Regions from separate parts of the Homo sapiens genome. Here region 1 is linked to region 2. Evidence: read pairs that join two places in POLR2A ChIA-PET (ENCODE). Cell type or tissue: A673. All regions are shown on one strand. Links, peaks and the distances in the headings refer to the core of each region. The heading gives the core; the rest is flanking DNA.

The links. Peaks named below come from ENCODE experiments on the same cell type or tissue, not always from the same donor. Only the 100,000 strongest peaks of a DNase experiment are listed, where the experiment ranks them.
Region 1: POLR2A ChIA-PET joins it to region 2 with 7 read pairs; 3 of 35 experiments call an interaction of 5 or more read pairs at or near these places.

Annotation. Positions count from the first base shown.
Region 1 is chr19:3,017,696-3,026,536 of GRCh38, forward strand. It overlaps TLE2 (TLE family member 2, transcriptional corepressor), which reads right to left. Exons shown (of 20, transcript NM_003260.5): 5 at 7,325-7,387; 6 at 2,004-2,078; 7 at 1,588-1,768; 8 at 145-164. Among named protein-coding and RNA genes, the nearest start is that of TLE2, 7.2 kb to the right of the region's middle. In A673, for the core only: no CTCF peak of the experiment used is centred there; a DNase peak (open chromatin) is centred at 5,235.
Region 2 is chr19:3,301,917-3,310,767 of GRCh38, forward strand. It overlaps LOC105372244 (a long non-coding RNA gene), which reads right to left and starts at 4,986. Exons shown (of 3, transcript NR_187753.1): 1 at 4,933-4,986; 2 at 880-1,119. In A673, for the core only: CTCF peaks have their summits at 1,033 (motif pointing left), 3,188 (motif pointing right) and 6,368 (motif pointing right); DNase peaks (open chromatin) are centred at 1,035, 3,215, 4,955 and 6,375; H3K27me3 peaks cover 451 bases.

The DNA.
Region 1 (8,841 bases), core at 842-8,841, 280 kb before region 2:
CCTACCTCTGCCTACCAAAGTGCTGGGATCAAAGGCGTGAGCCACCATGATCGACCTAGGTCTCATTCTGAGGCCCCCATCAGCTCAGAACCAGCGTTGGCCTCCCAAGAATATAAAAAGAGTCCCAGGGTGCCACTCACTTACCCTGCTCGGGGCTCTCTCCACTGACAGATTGGGAATGGGATAAAGAGAAAGAAGGAGAAAGAATGAGGCGTTTGTATCCACGGCGCCAGAGGGTACAGCCCTCCAGTTTATAAAGCCCCCCGCCCCCACCACCCCACTCAGAGTCTCTCTACCCTTCCAACACCCTTGCAAGTGGTGGATTATCCCTCCCCTGCATTCAGATCAATGCCCAGAGAGGGATAGTGACTTGCCTCAAGACACACAGCCCATTGGGGGTGATGTTGAACCCCAGGGCCTTGCAGCCGCTCTCATTGATCCCCTCACACTTTACGAGTTGGGGTCTTGCTCTGTTGCCCAGGCTGGAGTGCAGTGGCCCAGTCACAGTTCACTGCAGCCTCGAGTTCCCGGGCTCAAGTGATTGTCCCATCTCAGCCTCCCGAGTAGCTGGGACTCCAGGGGCATGCCACCATGCTTGGCATTTATTTATTTATTTATTTATTTATGAATGAGACAGAGTCTCACTCTGTCGCCCAGGCTGGACTTGGCTCACTGCAACCTCTGCCTCCCAGGTTCAAGCAATTCTCTTGCCTCAGCCTCCCGAGTAGCTCAGATTACAGGCACCCACCACCATGCCCAGCTAATTTTTGTATTTTTAGTAGAGACAAGGTTTCACCACGTTGACCAGGCTGGTCTCAAACTCCTGACCTCAGGTGATCTGCCCGCCTCGGTCTCCCAGAGTGCTGGGATTACAGGCGTGAACCACCGTGCCTGGCTATCTATTTTTATTTATTTATTTATTTATTTTAATTTTTTTGAGACAGAGTCTCACTCTCTCACTCAGGCTGGAGTACAGTGGCACAATCTTGGCTCACTGCAACCTCCGCCTCCCAGGTTCAAGCGATTCTCCTGCCTCAGCCTCCCGAGTAGCTGAGATTACAGGCACCCGCCACCACTCCTGCCTAATTTTTTTTGTATTTTTAGTAGAGATGGGGTTTTCCCATGTTGGCCAGGCTGCTCTCGAACTCCTGGCCTCAGGTGATCCAGCCACCTCGGCCTCCCAAAGTGCTGGGATTACAGGCATAAGCCACCATGCCCAGCCTGTGCTTGACTAATTTTTAAATTTTTCATAGAGATGGCGTCTTGCTATGTTGCTTGGGCTGGCCTCTAACTCCCGGCCTCAAGTGATCCTCCTGCCTCGGCCTCCTAAGTACCTGGGAATACAGGTGTGCACCATCCCACCCAGCAAATTTTTAAATTTTTGTAGAGACGGGGTCTCGCTCTGTTGCCCAGGCTGGTCATGAACTCCTGGGCTCAAGCGATCCTCCCGCCTCGGCCTCCCAAATTGTTGGGATTATAGGCATGAGCCACTTCATCCCCTCACGCTGATGTTTGCTACCCTGGACTGCCAGTCGTCCTCCCCAGCCCCGTCTCCCCAGCCAATGCCACCCCGTGCTGCCCACTCACCTCTGGACCCCTCGGCCTCCACGCCCGCACGGTCCTCCTTGACAGCCGCCGCCAGCTGAGCCTGGGCAGCCAGGGCTCCAGACAGAGCAAGCAGCCCCGTAGCACTGCCGCCCACCAGCCCGGCTGGGCGGGGGGTGAGGGGCACAGGGGGTGCGTGGTGGGACAGCGGCTGGAGCTGCTGCTGCTAGAAAGGAGGCAGGATGGGCCGGGGCGGGGGGCGGCAGGAGCCCAGCGGTCCCCAGCCCAAGAGGTAGACACAGGGGATGGGACCTAAGCACAGCATGTGCCCCTGGGGTTCCCAGGACCACTGGAGCCAAGGCCCACACACCACCCCAGCTTTAACACCTCCTGGGTGGGTGCCAGGGACCTGGGAGTGGGCGTCTCCCCATGGCGGGGCAGGGGCTAGAGAGACTCACCCCGATGAGGCTGTTCAGCTCCCCCACGGTGACCTGCTTGGCGCGTTCTACGGCCTGGAGCACCTGCTGCTGATGCTGGCGGGTGGAAGGGATCAGGTAGAGGGTACATTGAGCCCCTGCTCATGCTAGCGGTGCCCTTGGGGACCTGACCTCTCCCCGCCACCCTCTCATCTTTGCCCCGGTACTTCCCATTTCTCTTTTATCTTTTTCCCTCTCACTCTCTCCCTTTCCTTTTGGAATTTTGAAATAAGCACACGGAGAAAGAAACCAAACCTAAGTGCAGGTAGAATAGTTACAAATCAGGCCGGGCATGGTGGCTCACGCCTGGAATCCCAGCGCTTTGGAAGGCTGAGGTGGGCAGATCACCTGAGGCCAGGAGTTCGAGACCAGCCTGGCCAACATGGTGAAACACCTGTAATCCCAGCTACTCAGGAGGCTGAGGCAGGAGAATCGCTTGAACCCGGGAGGTGGAGGTTGCAGTGAGCCGAGATCGTGCCAATGCATTCCAGCCTGGGTGACAGAGCGAGACTCTGTCTCAAGAAAAAATATATATATATTACAAATCACAGTCTCTCCTTTGGAGCATCGAAGAACCAAAGACATCTGGGGCTGGATTGTTCTCTGGGGCGGGGCTGTTCCAGGCACTACAAGGAGCCGAGCAGCATCCCTGGCCTCCACCCACTCCATGCCAGGGGCACCCCCAGTTGTGACAACCACAGACGTCTCCTGGTGGTAAAACTACCCCCAAGAAAAAAAAAACACTGTGATAAATCGGCACCATGGACCCTTCTCCTAGGTTAAGGAACAGAAAGTACCAGACTCCAGGGGCCCCCTACACTCCCTGCCATCAGAACACCCTCCCTCCTCCACCTTCATGACAATAATTTCTTTGTTTTTCTGTATAATTCTGCCTCCTACGATCGCCTTCCTAAACCTGCGTGGATTTGTCCGTTTTCAACTACGTTGTGGGCTCATTCTCTGAGTTCTCTTTGGCATCTGGCCTCTCAGCATAACATTTTAAGCTTCTTCCATGATGTGGTGGGTGGCGGCAGCATATTCAGCTTTCAGAGCTGTGGGACTCTGCTGCGAGAAAATGTTATATCTGAGCCGGGCGCGGCGGCTCATGCCTGTAATCACAGCACTTTGGGAGGCCAAGGCAGGTGGATCACTTGAGGTCAGGAGTTCAAGACCAGCCTGGCCAACATGGTGAAACCCTATCTCTACTAAAAATACAAAAAAAATTAGCCAGACGTGGCGGCGGGTGCCTATAATACCAGCTACTCGTGAGGCTGACACAGGAGAATCACTTGAACCCAAGAGGCACAGGTTGCAGTGAGCCAAGATTGCACCACTGCACTCCAGCCTGGGAGACAGAGTGAGACCCAGTCTCAAAAAAAAAAAAAAAAAAAAAAAAAAGGGGGGGGGGTGCTGAGCGTGGTGACTCACACCTGTAATCCCAGCACTTTGGGAGGCTGAGGCAGGTGGATCACGAGATCAGGAGTTCGAGACCAACCTGACCAAGATGGTGAAACCCCATCTCTACTAAAAATACAAAAATTAGTCAGGCATGGTGGCATGCACCTGTAATCCCAGCTACTCGGGAGGCTGGGGCAGGAGAAACACTTGAACCCGGGAGTTAGAGATTGCAGTGAGCCAAGATCGTGCCATGCACTCCCGCCTGGGTGACAGAGCGAGACTCAGTCTCAAAAAAAAAAGAAAGAAAGAAAATGTTGTATTTTTGCTGTTCCACACAGAAGCCACTGGCCATGTGTGTGGCCACCAGGCATTTGACATGTGGCTGGTGCAACTGATGAATAGAATGATTAATTTTATTAAATTTAAGTGAATACAAGTTTAAATATAAAATAAATTTAATAGGCTTATTTTTATTTTTACTTTTTTGAGACGTAGTCTCACTCTGTTGCCCAGGCTGGAGTGCAATGGCATGCTCTTGGCTCACTGCAACCTCCGCCTCCCAGGTTCAAACAATTCTCCTGCCTCAGCCTCCCAAGTAGGTGAGATTACAGGTGCGCACCACCACACCCAACTAATTTTCATACTTTTAGTAGAGACGGGGTTTCACCATGTTGACCAGGCTGGTCTTGAACTCCTGATCTCAAGTGATTTGCCCCCCTCAGCCTCCCAAAGTGCTGGTATTACAGGTGTGAGCCACTGCGCCCAGCCTAAATATAAATTTAAATATAAAATTAACTTAATAGATTTCAGGTCGGGCGCAGTGGCTCATGCCTGTAATCCCAGTACTTTAGGATGCTGGAGTGGGAGGATTACGCTAGTCCAGGAGTTTGAGACCAGCCTGGGCAACATGGTGAGACTCCCTCTCTGTTACATTATACATATATACTTATTTAAGCCGGAGTCTCACTCTGTCGCACAGGCTGGAATGCAGTGGCGTGATCTCGGTTCACGCTAACCTCCGCCTCCCAGGTTCAAGCAATTCTCCTGCCTCAGCCTCCCGAGTAGCTGGGATTACAGGCACCTGCCACCACACCCAGCTAATTTTTGTAAAAAAAAATTTTTTTAGGCCAGGTGCGGTGGCTCACGCGTGTAATCCCAGCATTTTGGGAGGCCGAGCCAGATGGATCACCTGAGGTCAGTAGTTCAAGACCAGCCTGGCCAACATGGTGAAACCACCCCCCCACCCCATCTACAAAAATACAAAAACTAGCCGGCATGATGGTGGGTGCCTGTAATCCCAACTACTCGGGAGGCTGAGGTGGAAGAATCGCTTGAACCCAGGAGGCAGAGATTGCAGTGAGCTGAGATCGTGCCATTGCACTCCAGCCCGGGCGACAGAGCAAGACTCTGTCTCAAAAAAAAAAAAAATTTTTTTAAGGAAAAAAATAATAGATTTAAATATTATTAATAGTTAACCTAAGTGTAAATGATCACACGGGGCTGGTGACTGCCGTGTAGGATAGCGGAACAGTAGTATATTCCACTGTATGCACTCTGAGGCTGCTTGTGTATACACGCTCCTGAAGACAGACATCTGGGCTGTCTCCACCAAGGAGGTATCAGGATGCGGATACAGAGCTCCCATGGGGGTGCACCTGTGTGTGGGTGTGTGTAGGATGGGTTGGAAGACTTTCTAGAAAGGGCCAGAGAGTGAAAACATTTTCCCTCTGCAGGCCAGAGGTCTCTGTTGCAACTACCAAACTCTGTCACTGTAATGGGAAAGCTGCTGGAAATGATATGTACATGAGTGGGCGTGGCTATGTCAATAAAACTTTATTTGCAAAAACAAGTGGAGGGGTGGAGCTGGCCCTCGAGCTGCAGTTTGCTAATTCCTGGAAATGTGTGCCTTACTCATTCCTTTCAACAGTCATTTTACCTAATCTTTTTTTTTTTTTTTTGAGACAGAATCTCGCTGTGTTGCCCAGGCTGGAGTGCAATGGTGCGAACTCGGCTCACTGCAACCTCCACCCCCCGGGTTCAAGCAATTCTCCTGCCTCAGCCTCCCGAGTAGCTGGGACTAGCCCAGCTAATTTTTGTATTTTTAGTAGAAATGAGGTTTCACCATACTGGCCAGGTGGGTCTCAAACTCCTGACCTCATGACCCGCACGCCTTGGCCTCCCAAAGTGCTGGGATTACAGGCGTGAGCCACTGGGCTCGGCCTACCTAAACTTCTTGCGGCTCTTGCCTTTCTCTAGACCACCTCGTCCCCACTTTCCGCTGCAGATGCTCTTTATGTTCTGTGTCTACACAGGACCTCTCCCCACCCCAAGCTTCCAGAAATCTCAGACTCAGTGGAATCTGAACAAACTGAGCATCTCCCCTCTGGGTTTGGTCCTCAAGGCATCAAGGATCCTCCCAGTGTATCCACTCTGAAGTAGAACTATCTTTCACGTCTCTCTGAAGAGAGAACGTACCACACAGAAACAGGGACAGTGCAGGCTGGGTACAGTGGCTCACACCTGTAAACCCAACACTCGGAGCCTGACACGGGCGGATTGCTTGAGTCCGGGGGTTCGAGACCAGCCCGGGCAACATAGGGAGACCCGTCTCTACTAAAAATACAAAAATTAGCCGGGCGTGGTGGTGCACGCCTGTAATCCCAGCTACTCAGGAGGCTGAGGCATGAGAATCGCTTGCACCCAGGAGGTGGAGGTTGCAGTCAGCCAAGATCATGCCACTGCACTCCAGCCTGGGTAACAGAGCAAGAATCCATCACACACACACACACACACAAAAGAAAAGAAAAAGAAAAAAGAAACAGGGACTGTGCAAAGGTACTGAGGATGAAAGGAACCTGGGGCACTCTCAGAAGAGCTAACTTTTTTTTTTTTTTTTTTTGAGATGGAGTCTAACTCTCTCACCCAGGCTGGAGTGCAGCGGCGCAATCTCTGCTCACTGCAACCCCCGCCTCCTGAGTTCAAGCAATTCTATTCTCCTGCCTCAGCCTCCCGAGTAGCTGGGATTACAGGCAAACACCACCATGCCCGGCTAATTTTTTTTTTTAAGTTTTAGCAGAGACAGGGTTTCACCATGTTGGACAGGCTGGTCTCGAACTCCTGACCTCTGGTGATCCACCTGCCTCAGCCTCCCAAAATGCTGGGATTACAGGCAGGAGCCACCGCACCTGGCCGAATTACAGTCCATTTTAACCATTTGTAAGTGCACAGCTCAGCAGCATAAAGCACACACACGGTTGTGCAGCCATCCCCAGCACCATCTCCAGAATTTTCCCATCTTCCCAAACTGAATTTCTGTCCCCATAAAACTCTCACTCCCCGTCCCCTCCCCAACCCCTGGCACCCCCCATTCTGCTTTCTGTCTCAGTGAACCTGACGACCCTGGGACCTCCTAGGAGTGGATCACCCAGTGTTTGTCCCTCAGTGACTTCTTCTAGCAAGACGGTAGGGTTAACTTTCATCAGGTGCTGAGTAAGCGTACCCATCATCTCCAGCACCCTGGGTGTATGAGCTCATCTCAACTTCACACCTACGCTACTGAAAAAACAGAGACAAGTGTCCTGCCTGAGGCCACACAGCCAGGATTCAGACCCAGGCAGCCAACTTGCAGGGCTTGAGGGGGTCAGCTCTATGCCTTGCTTCCCATCAAGGGGGAAAACAGCCCCCAGTCCTCACCCTCAGCCAACACCTCCCTCCATCCCTGCAGCCCCTGCCCCAGCGGGATGCCTGGCCTCAGGGCTGCGGGACTACTGCAGTGAAAATGGTCTCTATCCGTGCTGCAGGCTACGCGGCAGAATCAGTGCCTGGGGCGTCCTCGCCCAGACCTACCCCCTCCCGTCTTCTTCCGGCTCCCTTCCCCTCCTCCCCCCACCCCCAGGCCCACTCACCTCCTGGGTCAGGAAGGGGATAATCTGAGCGCAGATACCGCTCAGACGCTTCACAATCTCCGCCTGGCAGGAAGCAATGAGAGGAAGCTTGGAGCGGGGTAGAGATTTGCAACCCAGCTCTGGACTCCCAGGCGGACCAGGTGTTGGCAAAGCCGAAGGGTTGGGGAGGTGACGCCCGCAGGTGCACAGAGGGAACTCAGGCTAGCATGGCATGGGCCGAGGTGGGATTCAGAGCCCCACCAGGCTGCGTGCTCAGCTGAGCGAGGCCCAGGGTGGCCTGGAGCTGGGAAGACCAGGGCTGAGGTCCTACGAGTCACAGATACACCACCCGCCAGACGCACACCCGCCAGGGATTTGCAGGAGGCAGACGCTCAGACACCCAACTCAGACGCAGACACTCAGAGGTGCTGGGCTCAGCTGAAACAAAGGAAAGGGGCCTCCGCCTGGAGTCCCAGATTCCAGCCCCGGCTTGGCCCACGTCTGTCCCAGGCAAGGCCCCTTTCTTGGTCTCCTCCGCTTCCCAGGACTGATCTACCAGCTGGGGATGCCTCCAGGTGGAGATCTCAGCACGCCACACTCAAGGGAAGGATTTCATCTGGAGAGGGTCTGGGCCCAGGTGCCCCAAAGAGGCTGAGCAGACGAGAAGGCGTGTGGGTGGGGAAGGGGGCGGGCATACAATGGCCACGGACTTTGCCTCTGCCTGAGTTACAGGTGTGCTGTGTGTCTGGCGAAGTCTGTGTCTCCTATTCCCACCAGGAGGGTGGAACTGGGATCCCAGGGTGTCCCGCACCCCATAAAGGGGGGTCTATTGCGTGGACCCATGGGACCACGCCATGCTTCAGCAGACAAGCCCCCTCCTGCCCACATCAGAACCAACAGAACCCCCACACATGCAGGAAAGCATGCCAGGGTGGGCAACCCCAGGCACCCCACACTCCCAGCCCACCCCCTTCTCCTTCCCAGCCACCGGGAAGTCCCAATACAAGGTTCTGCTCATTGATTCTAATATTCTGATAGAATCTAGGAGCCCATGAAGCTCAGAAGTTTGGGACCCCTCTCATCCCTTTAGAAACCACTGGCCAGTCTCAGGATCTCAGGATTAAGCATGGACCACTAAAGTCAATTTTAGAATCTTTGGGTCTATTGGCCGGGCAAGGTGGCTCACTCCTGTAATCCCAGCACTTTGGGAGGCCGAGGCAGGTGGATCACCTGAGGTCAGGAGTTCAAGACCAGCCTGGCCAACATGGAGAAACCCCGTCTCTACTAAAAATACAAAATATTAGCCAGGCATGGTAGCAGGCGCCTGTAATCCCAGCTCCTCGGGAGGCTGAGGCAGGAGAGGCGCTTGCACTCAGGAGGCAGAGGTTGCAGTGAGCCAAGATCAGGTCATTGCACTCCAGCCTGGGCAACAAGAGTGAAACTTTGTCTCAAAATTTAAAAAAAAAAAAAAAAAAAAAAAATCTTTAGGTCTATCTCAGAACCTTGAGATCAGAAGTTCGGGAATAGCCTCAGAACCT
Region 2 (8,851 bases), core at 510-8,509:
AAAATTTAACCCAATGTTGTTAAACATTTAGAATGTGCACCCTTAAAAATACACCAATTCTGGGCACAGTGGCTCACGCCTGTAATCCCAGCACTTTGGGAGGCCAAGGCAGGCAGATCACTTGAGGTCAGGAGGTTCGAGACCAGTCTGGCCAAACATGGTGAAACCCCATCTCTATTAAAAATATAAAAATTAGCTGGGCACGGTGGCTCACACCTGTAATCCCAGCACTTTGGGAGGCTGACACGGGTGGATCATGAGGTCAGGAGATCGCGACCATCCTGGCTAACACGGTGAAACCCTGTCTCTACCAAAAATACAAAAATTGGCCGGGCGTGGTGGCAGGTGACTGTAGTCCCAGCTACTCGGGAGGCTGAGGCAGGAGAATGGCGTGAACCTGGGAGGCGGAGCTTGCAGTGAGCTGAGATCATGCCACTGCACTTCAGCCTGGGTGACACAGCAAGACTCCATCTCAAAAAATAAATAAATAAGTAAGCCAGGCATGGTGGTGGGCACCTGTAATCCCAGCTACTTGGGAGGCTGAGGCAGGAGAATCTCTTGCACCTGTGAGGTGGAGTTTGCATTGAGCCAAGATTGTGCCATTGCACTCCAGCCTGGACAACAGAGCAAGACTCCATCTCAAATAAATAAATAAATATTAAAAAATAAAAATAAAATACACCAATTCCGCCACTGAGTGTCTCCTTAAGAATGAGCAAGGATGTGCTTAGGACAGAGGAACACTAGCTATGCTATAAGTGCTCATCTGAGGCATAGGCTAAGTGACATGCAGGGTGCATTAGTTAGGTGTTGCTGCATAACAATTTACCCATCCCCCAGTCTGTCAGCTTAAAACATACATTATTATCTGACCTACACCATTTCTGTTGATCAGGAGTCCAGGACTGATTTAGCTGGGTGGTTCTGGCTCAGGGTCTCATGAGATTGCAAACTGTCAGCAGCCAAGTCTGTCACATCTGAAGGTTCGACTGGGGCTGGAGGAGCCACTCCTACTCTGGCTCCCTCATGTGGCTGTTGGTGGGAGGCCTCAGCTCTTTGCCACGTGTGAATCTCCATAGTGCTACTTGAGCATCCTTACAACATGGTGGCTGGTTTTTCCTGGAGTGTGATCCAAAAGAGAGAGACAGAGAGAGAGAGACTGCACTGACTTTTTGTTTGTTTGTTTTGAGACAGGGTCTCGCTCTGTTGCCCAGGCTGAAGTGCAGTGGCACCATCCTAGCTCAGTCCAGTCTTGAAATCCTGGGCTCAAGAGATCCCTCTGAGTAGCTGGGTCTACAAATGTGTGCGTCACCATGCCCAGTTTATTATTTTACTTTTTGGAGTGGCGGGGTCTCACTCTATTGCCCAGGCTGGTCTCGAACTCCTGGGCTCAAGCAAGCCTCCCCGCTGGGCCTCCCAAAGTGCTGGGATTACAGGCGTGAGCCACTGTGCCCACTGCAAACATTTACTCTTCACAACTCTGGTAGCTTCCTTTTCCCCAGAGCATGCTACAGCCACACAGTAAAGCCTTACGTCTATTGAGCACCTGCTATGTGCAGCTTGTGATCAACTCTTTTTGTCCTCACCACAACCAACCAACAACGTAGGTTTCTATTATAATTCTCACTTTGCCGATGAGAAAACGGAGGGGCAGGTTTGTGGAGAGGAAAACCCAAGGCCACACAGTTGGTATGTGGTGGAGCCAGGATTTGAAACTGCGACCCGTTAACTCCTGCCTCGGTTCCCCTCCCTTCTCATTCACTGCAGGGATCACAGTTATAACCCCCTGCTTATGTATGCGCTGGCTTGTTTGATGTCTGTCTACCCAACATAACCTGGCGGGTTTCATGACAGGATGGTATGAGTGCACAGTAAGTGTGTTTGGCTTTGTTTTAATGTTATGGGGTTTTTTTTTTTTAATTATTTACTTATTTTGAAAGAGAGTCTCACTCTGTCACCCAGGCTGGAGTGCAGTGGTGCGGTATCAGTTCACTGCCACCTCCACCTGTTGGGTTCAAGCAATTCTGCTGCCTAAGCCTCCCGAGTAGCTGAAAATACAGGCATGGGTCACCATGCCCAGCTAATTTTTGTGTGTGTATGTGTGTGTGTGTGTGTGTGTGTGTGTGTGTGTGTGTATTTTTAGTAGAGATGGAGTTTCCCCATGTTGGCCAGATTGGTCTCGAACCCCTGACCTCAGCTGATCCACCCGCCTCAGCCTCCCAAATGCTGGAATTACAGGCTTGAGCCGCCACGCCCAGCCTGTTTTTATGTTGAGACAGGGTCTCCCTCTGTCACTCAGGCTGGAATGCAGTGGCACAATCATAGCTCACTGAAGTCTCCAACTCCGGGGCTCAAGCAATCTTCCTGCTTCAGCCTCCCAAGTACCTGGGACTACAGATGCATACCATCACACCTGGCTAATTTTTTTCAGTATTTTTTGTAGAGACGGGGACTAGTTATGTTGCCCAGGCTGGTCTCAAACTCCTGGGCTCAAGCGATCCTCCTGCCTTGGCCTCCCAAAGTGCTGGGATTACAGGCATGAGCCCTTACACCTGGCTGAATTTTGTTTTTCTGTTCCCTGTTGCCTAGCACATGATACCTGCTTACCATTAATAAATGCACTAAAAACACAATGGTTGAGTTTAGAACCAGACTGTCCCAGGTTTGAAACCGGTTTATAACATTGAATGGCTGTGTGTCCTTGAGCCAGCAGCTGAATCCTCTGGGGACCAGTTTTTCTCTCTCTCTCTGGAAAACGAGGCCAATCCAGCTCACAAAGCGTTAATATGTATAAAGTCCTTCCTGGCCCGGAGAAAGCACTGCAGAAGCTTTAAAATAAATCAGCCCTTAAAAATTCACTTTCCGGCTGGGTGCGGTGGCTCACGCCTGTAATCCCAGCACTTTGGGAGGCCAAAGCGGGCGGATCACTTGAGATCAGGAGTTCGAGACCAGCCTGGACAAAATGGCAACCCCCCCCTCCAACTCTACTAAAAATGCAAAAATTAGCCGGGTGTGGTGGTGCGCACCTGTAATCTCAGCTACTCGAGAGGCTGAGGCAGGAGAATCGCTTGAACCCGGGAGGCGGCGGTTGCAGTGAGCCGAGTTCCCGCCACTGCACTCCAGCTTGGGCGACAGAATGAGACTTTTTTTTAAAATTACTTTCCGGATGCTTTCGCTCCAGCGACCAGCAGGGGGCAGCAAAAACCCATGCCTTCTTTCAGGCTCTGTGCCTTGGCTTGAAATGTGCAAGATTTATTGAGCTCGGAGGGAGACTGTGAGGGGACTCCCTGGCTTCTCTCCTGGGACGCAAAAGTTGCCCCGTGCAAACTTTCTAGCCTGCAAGGTCGGCCCCGCTCCTCCTCCCCTTTTCTCTCCAGTAACTGAATGTGGTTTGGCTGCCAGGCCTTTGCACGTGCGGTTTCCCTAGCCTGGAACACTCTGTTCCCACCCTGGAGGTCGGAGATGCTGGGTTGGGATGGAGACACCCGTGACCTGCTAGGCCCAGGGCATGGCGTTAGCAAAGGTGGGGGTAGAAGTAGGAATTACTGGCCGGGCGCGGTGGCTCACGCCTGTAATCCCAGCACTTCGGGAGGCCGAGGTGAGTGGATCACCTGAGGACGGGAGTTCGAGACTAGCCAGACCAACATGGAGAAACCCCGTCTCTACTGAAAATACAAAATTAGTCGGGTGTGGTGGTGCATGCCTGTAATCCCAGCTACTAAGGAGGCTGAGGCCGGAGAATCGCTTGAACCTGGGAGGCGGAGGTTGCGGTGAGCCGAGATTGCGCCACTGCACTCCAGCCTGGGCGACAAGAGTGAAACGCCGTCTAAAAAAAAAAAAAAAAAAAAAAAAAAAAAGTAGGAATTACCTAGGTCCGAGTTAGAAAACAGAGAGCCCCTCAACTGTGGCCTCGAAACCACACAGAGGACTGAAGCAGGATGTGTGGGGGTAAAACTGAGGGCCAAATAGGAGCTGAGTCCCGACCAAGGGAGCTGGAGTTCCTCACCTCTGGGTCCTCAATATTTGCTGATTGACTTAAGACATGCATGCCCTTAAGCCTTGCATTCTCTCTCCAAGCTTCAGTTTCCTCATCTGTAAGACGGGGCTCATGAGATATATATATATATATGTGTGTGTGTGTGTGTGTGTGTATATATATATATACACATACATATGTGTGTATATACATATAATGTATATGTGTGTATATATGTATATATACGTGTGTATGTGTGTGTGTGTGTGTATACACATAATTTTTGGTTGGTTGTTTGAGACGGAGTCTCACTCTGTCACCCAGGCTGGAGTGCAGTGGCGCGATCTCAGTTCACTGCAACCTCCGCCTCCCAGGTTCAAGAGATTCTGCTGCCTCAGCCTCCCGAGTAGCTGGGATTACAGGTGCGCGCCACCACACCCGGCTAATTTTTGTATTTTTAATAGAGACAGGGTTTCACCATATTGGTCAGGCTGGTCTCGAATCCCTGACCTCTTGATCCGCCCGCCTCGGCCTTCCTGATCCAACCGCCTCGGCCTCCCAAAGTGCTGGGATTACAGGCGTGAGCCACCACGCCCGGCCTGGGCTCAGGTTATTATGCAAACATCCAGAACTGGGCAGATCAAGATGAATGATACCAATGATACTATCACATTATAGGCAAAATAGGACCTTCTCCCCGGTCAGAAAAGTGAACTCTCAGGCATCACTCCTACTGGAATCCAGAGTCAATAAACATTTATGAAGCACCTACTGGGTACTAGGAGCTGTTGTAGAAAGGTACTGGGGAGAAGGCAGGGAACGAAATGTACAAAAATTCTGACCACGTCCATAGTCCCTGGCCCCGCCCCACTACTTGCCCCAACCCTCACAGGAACAGTTTCCAGCCCCGCCCCCAGCCCCGCCTCCTCTCCACCCCCTCACTTTTCTGAACCTACCAGAGCGAGGTGAAGGGTGAGAGTAATCTACATATTCATGAGGGATCAGCCAATCCACAGCCTGAACTCGGATTTGTCTTCAGAGCCTAGCTGATTGTGACGTCAAGAGTGATGCATTACGTAGCCGGGCGCCGTGGCTCATGCCTGTAATCCCAGCACTTTGGGAAGCCGCGGAGGGCAGATCACCCGAGGTCAGGAGTTCAAGATCAGCCTGGCCAATATGGTGAAACCCCGTCTCTACTAAAAATACAAAAATTAGCCGGGTGTGGTGGCGAGTGCCTGTAATCCCAACTACTCAGGAGGCTGAGGCAGGAGGATCGCTTGAATCCAGAAGGCGGAGGTGGCAGTGAGTGGAGATCGTGCCACTGCACTCCAGCCTGGGCCACAGAGCCAGACTCCGTCTCAAAAAAAATAATAATAATAATAAAGTGATGCATTGCGTGATTTTTAAAGGTGCAGCAACCTCTCATGGTCTCAGTTTGCATATCCGTAAAGTACAGGTTGGGGCGTGCGGGACATAGAAACCAGCGCAGTACGATGACGCTGAAATCGCTTTGCCACCTTGGGTGAAATTCAGGGATACGTTTTGAGCGTTCACTACATGTCAGACACTTTACTCCAGCGGGGGCTCCGGAGTTCCTGCTTAGAATGGGAGCTTCAGCACCGGGGGTCGCGGACAGCTCCCGGCTCTGGTCGCAGGGGCTCCCATGCAGGATGACTGGGGACAAGGGTCTGAGCTTTCTCTGCCTGTCTGTCCTCCATCAAAGCCTCAAATGAACTCAGCCCTAATCTCTGACAGCTAAGGGGTTGCTAGTCAGGACAACACTCTGTCCTTGGTCCCCAATCCTGCTCCTCCCTCGTCGTCTGCATCTCAGCTGATGGCAGTTCCATTCTTTTTTTTTTTTTTTTTGAGACGGAGTCTCGCTCTGTCGCCCAGGCTAGAGTGCAGTGGCGCGATCTCGGCTCACTGCAAGCTCCGCCTCCCGGGTTCACACCATTCTCCTGCCTCAGCCTCCCGAGTAGCTGGGACTACAGGTGCCTGCCACCACGCCTGGCTAATTTTTTGTATTTTTAGTAGAGACGGGGTTTCACCGTGTTAGCCAGGATGGTCTCGATCTCCTGACCTCGTGATCCGCCTGCCTCGGCCGCCCAAAGTGCTGGGATTATAGGCGTGAGCCACCGCGCCCGGCCCGGCAGTTCCATTCTTCCGGGTGCTGGAGCCGAATATCAACGCTATCCTGGATCTTTTGTTTCTTGCTCAACTCCAATCTATCAGCAGGTCCTGTCGCCCCTGCCCTCACTATTCCATCCTCAAACGCTCACTTCTTCCTGTTCCTCTGCCTGGGTCCAGCCCCATCGTTGCCCACCTGGACCTGGCGCAGTTGCCTCTGCCTTGGTCCTAGGCTCCACCCTCTGCCACACAGTCTGTCCTCCCTGCAGCAGCCACCAGAGGGGGGCTGTGAGCACCCGAGTTAGGGCCTGTCCCTCCTCTGCCTACAGCACTCCAAGGCTCCCACCTTCCTCTGGGTCAAAGCCTCCCTGTGACCTATAAGGCTGGCAAGACCTTCCCTGTGTTAGCCAGGATGGTCTCGATCTCCTAACCTCGTGATCTGCCTGCCTCAGCCTCCCAAAGTGCTGGGATTACAGGCGTGAGCCACCACGCCCAGCCAATTTTCTGCATTTTGAATATATGTCTGGGTATGTCTCTTAGAGGATATTTATTCTGTTTGGTGTTTTCTGAGCCTCATGGATCTGTGAAAATTATTGGCTATTCTCTGAAAACAATCAGCTGCCCTAGTCTTCCTTCTCCTGTGGGATTCCAATTACACCTGTGTTAGATCACTTGCTCTTCACCTGCAGCTCTTGGATGCTCTTAACCTGTCTTTAACACCTCTCTAATTCTTGCTTTTCTTTTTTTACAAACAGAGCAGGCTTCAGGCTTGATGTTTGGTTAGACTATGATAAGGTTGAGGAGGTTTTTGTTGCATTTATCTTTGGACCTGCCCTCAATTCACGGCAGACTGTAGTGCGGGGGAGGCGTTATTCTTTTCTCTTTAAATATATCTAAGTCTTTTAAAACAAACAGTTTGATCCAAAGAAAAATCTTCACTAATACTTGGACACAGATAAAACGAGAAGGGTGGTCTGTGAGTGACAGCATTGAGAGGCTGCCCTAATCTGGCTTGTTGGTTTTTCAGCTAGGGAAACTGAGGCATGGAGTGGGTAAAGACTTGTAGACCAGGCCGGGTGTGGTGGCTCACACCTGTAATCCCAGCACTCTGGGAGGCCGAGGCAAGTGGATCACCTGAGGTCAGGAGTTTGAGACCAGCCTGGCCAACATGGCGAAACCCCATCTCTACTGAAAATACAAAATTAGCCGGGCGTGGCAGCAGGTGCCTGTAATCCCAGCTACTTGGGAGGCTGAGGCAGGAGAATTGTTTGAACCTGGGAGGTGGAGGGTGCGGTGAGCTGAGATCGCACCATTGCACTCCAGCCTAGGCATCAAGAGTGAAACTCCATCTAAAAAACAAAAAAAGACGTGTAGACCTGGGCCTTCTGTCCTTGGTACGGGGGGACAGGAACCGGGGTTGGGGGTGTGGTGCAGATGGAGGATCCTCACGAAGATCCAGGTGCTGGCCCAGCGCAGCAGCTGCTGCAGTTTTGATCACTGGGCTGACCCTCTTGGGCCTCAGTTCTCAGAGTGGAAAATGTGGCTGGTCAATCGGGTGTCTCTGGTGGGGGCATAGGCTGTGCTACACAGTGGACGGTCCACAGCCCACCCCGTTGACTGTGCACGGCTGGGTGGCTTGTCTTTCCCATCTGTCTTTCTCACTGTCTCTCTCTCTCCCTAACTCTCTCCCTCTCTGTCTCATTATCTCTGTATCTCTGTCTTTCTCTATCACTGTTTCCCTCTAAATCTTGCTGTCTCTCCTTGTCTCTGTATCTTTGTCTCTGTCTCTCTCCCCTCTATCTCTCTCTTTCACTCTTTCTGCATGTCTTTGTGTGTCTCTGTCTTTCCCTGCCTCTCTGTTCATGTCTGTTTCTCTGCCTCTCATCTCTGTCTTTTTCCGTGATGTCTCTCTGTTTCTTTCTCTTCCTCCCTCTCTCTCCCTTTCTGTCTCTTCTCTCTATCCCTCTCTCTCTCTTCCTCCCTCTCTCCCTTTCTCCCTCTCCCTCTTTCCTTCTTCCCCCTCCCTCCCTCCATCCCTCTCTCCCTCCCTCCATCTCTCTCTCCTCCCTTCTCTCTCTCCCTCCCTCCATCCCTCTCTCCCTCCCTCCATCTCTCTCTCTCCCTCCCTCCCTCCCTGTCTCCATGTCTCTTCCTCTCTCTCCATCTCTCATTCTCTCTCCCCTTCTCCCTCCCTCCTTTCATCTCTCTCTCCCCTTCCCTCCCTCCCTCTCTCTCCCCCTCCCTCTCTTTATCTCTCTCTCCCTCTCTCCATCTCCCTCTCTTTCTCTCTCCCTCCCTCCCTCCATCTCTCTCTCCCTCTTTCCATCTCTCTCTCCATCTCTGTCTCATCTCTCTCCATCTCTCCATCTCTCCATTTCTCCATCTATCTCTCCATCTCTCTATCTCCATCTCTCTCTTCATCTCTCTCTCCATCTCTCTATCTGCCTCTGCATCTCTCCATCTATCTCCATCTCTCTCTTCTTCTCTCTCTCCATCTCTCCATCTCTCTCTCCATCTCTCCATCTCTCTATCTCCGTCTCTGTCTTCATCTCTCCATCTCTCTCCATCTCTGTCAATCTCTCTCTCCATCTCTCTCCATCTCTCTCTCATTCTCTTTCCCCCTTCTCCCTCCCTCCTTTCATCTCTCTCTCCCCTTCCCTCCCTCCCTCTCTCTTCCCCTCCCTCCCTTTATCTCTCTCTCCCTCTCTCCATCTCTCTGTCTCTCATTCTGTCTCCCTCCCTCCCTCC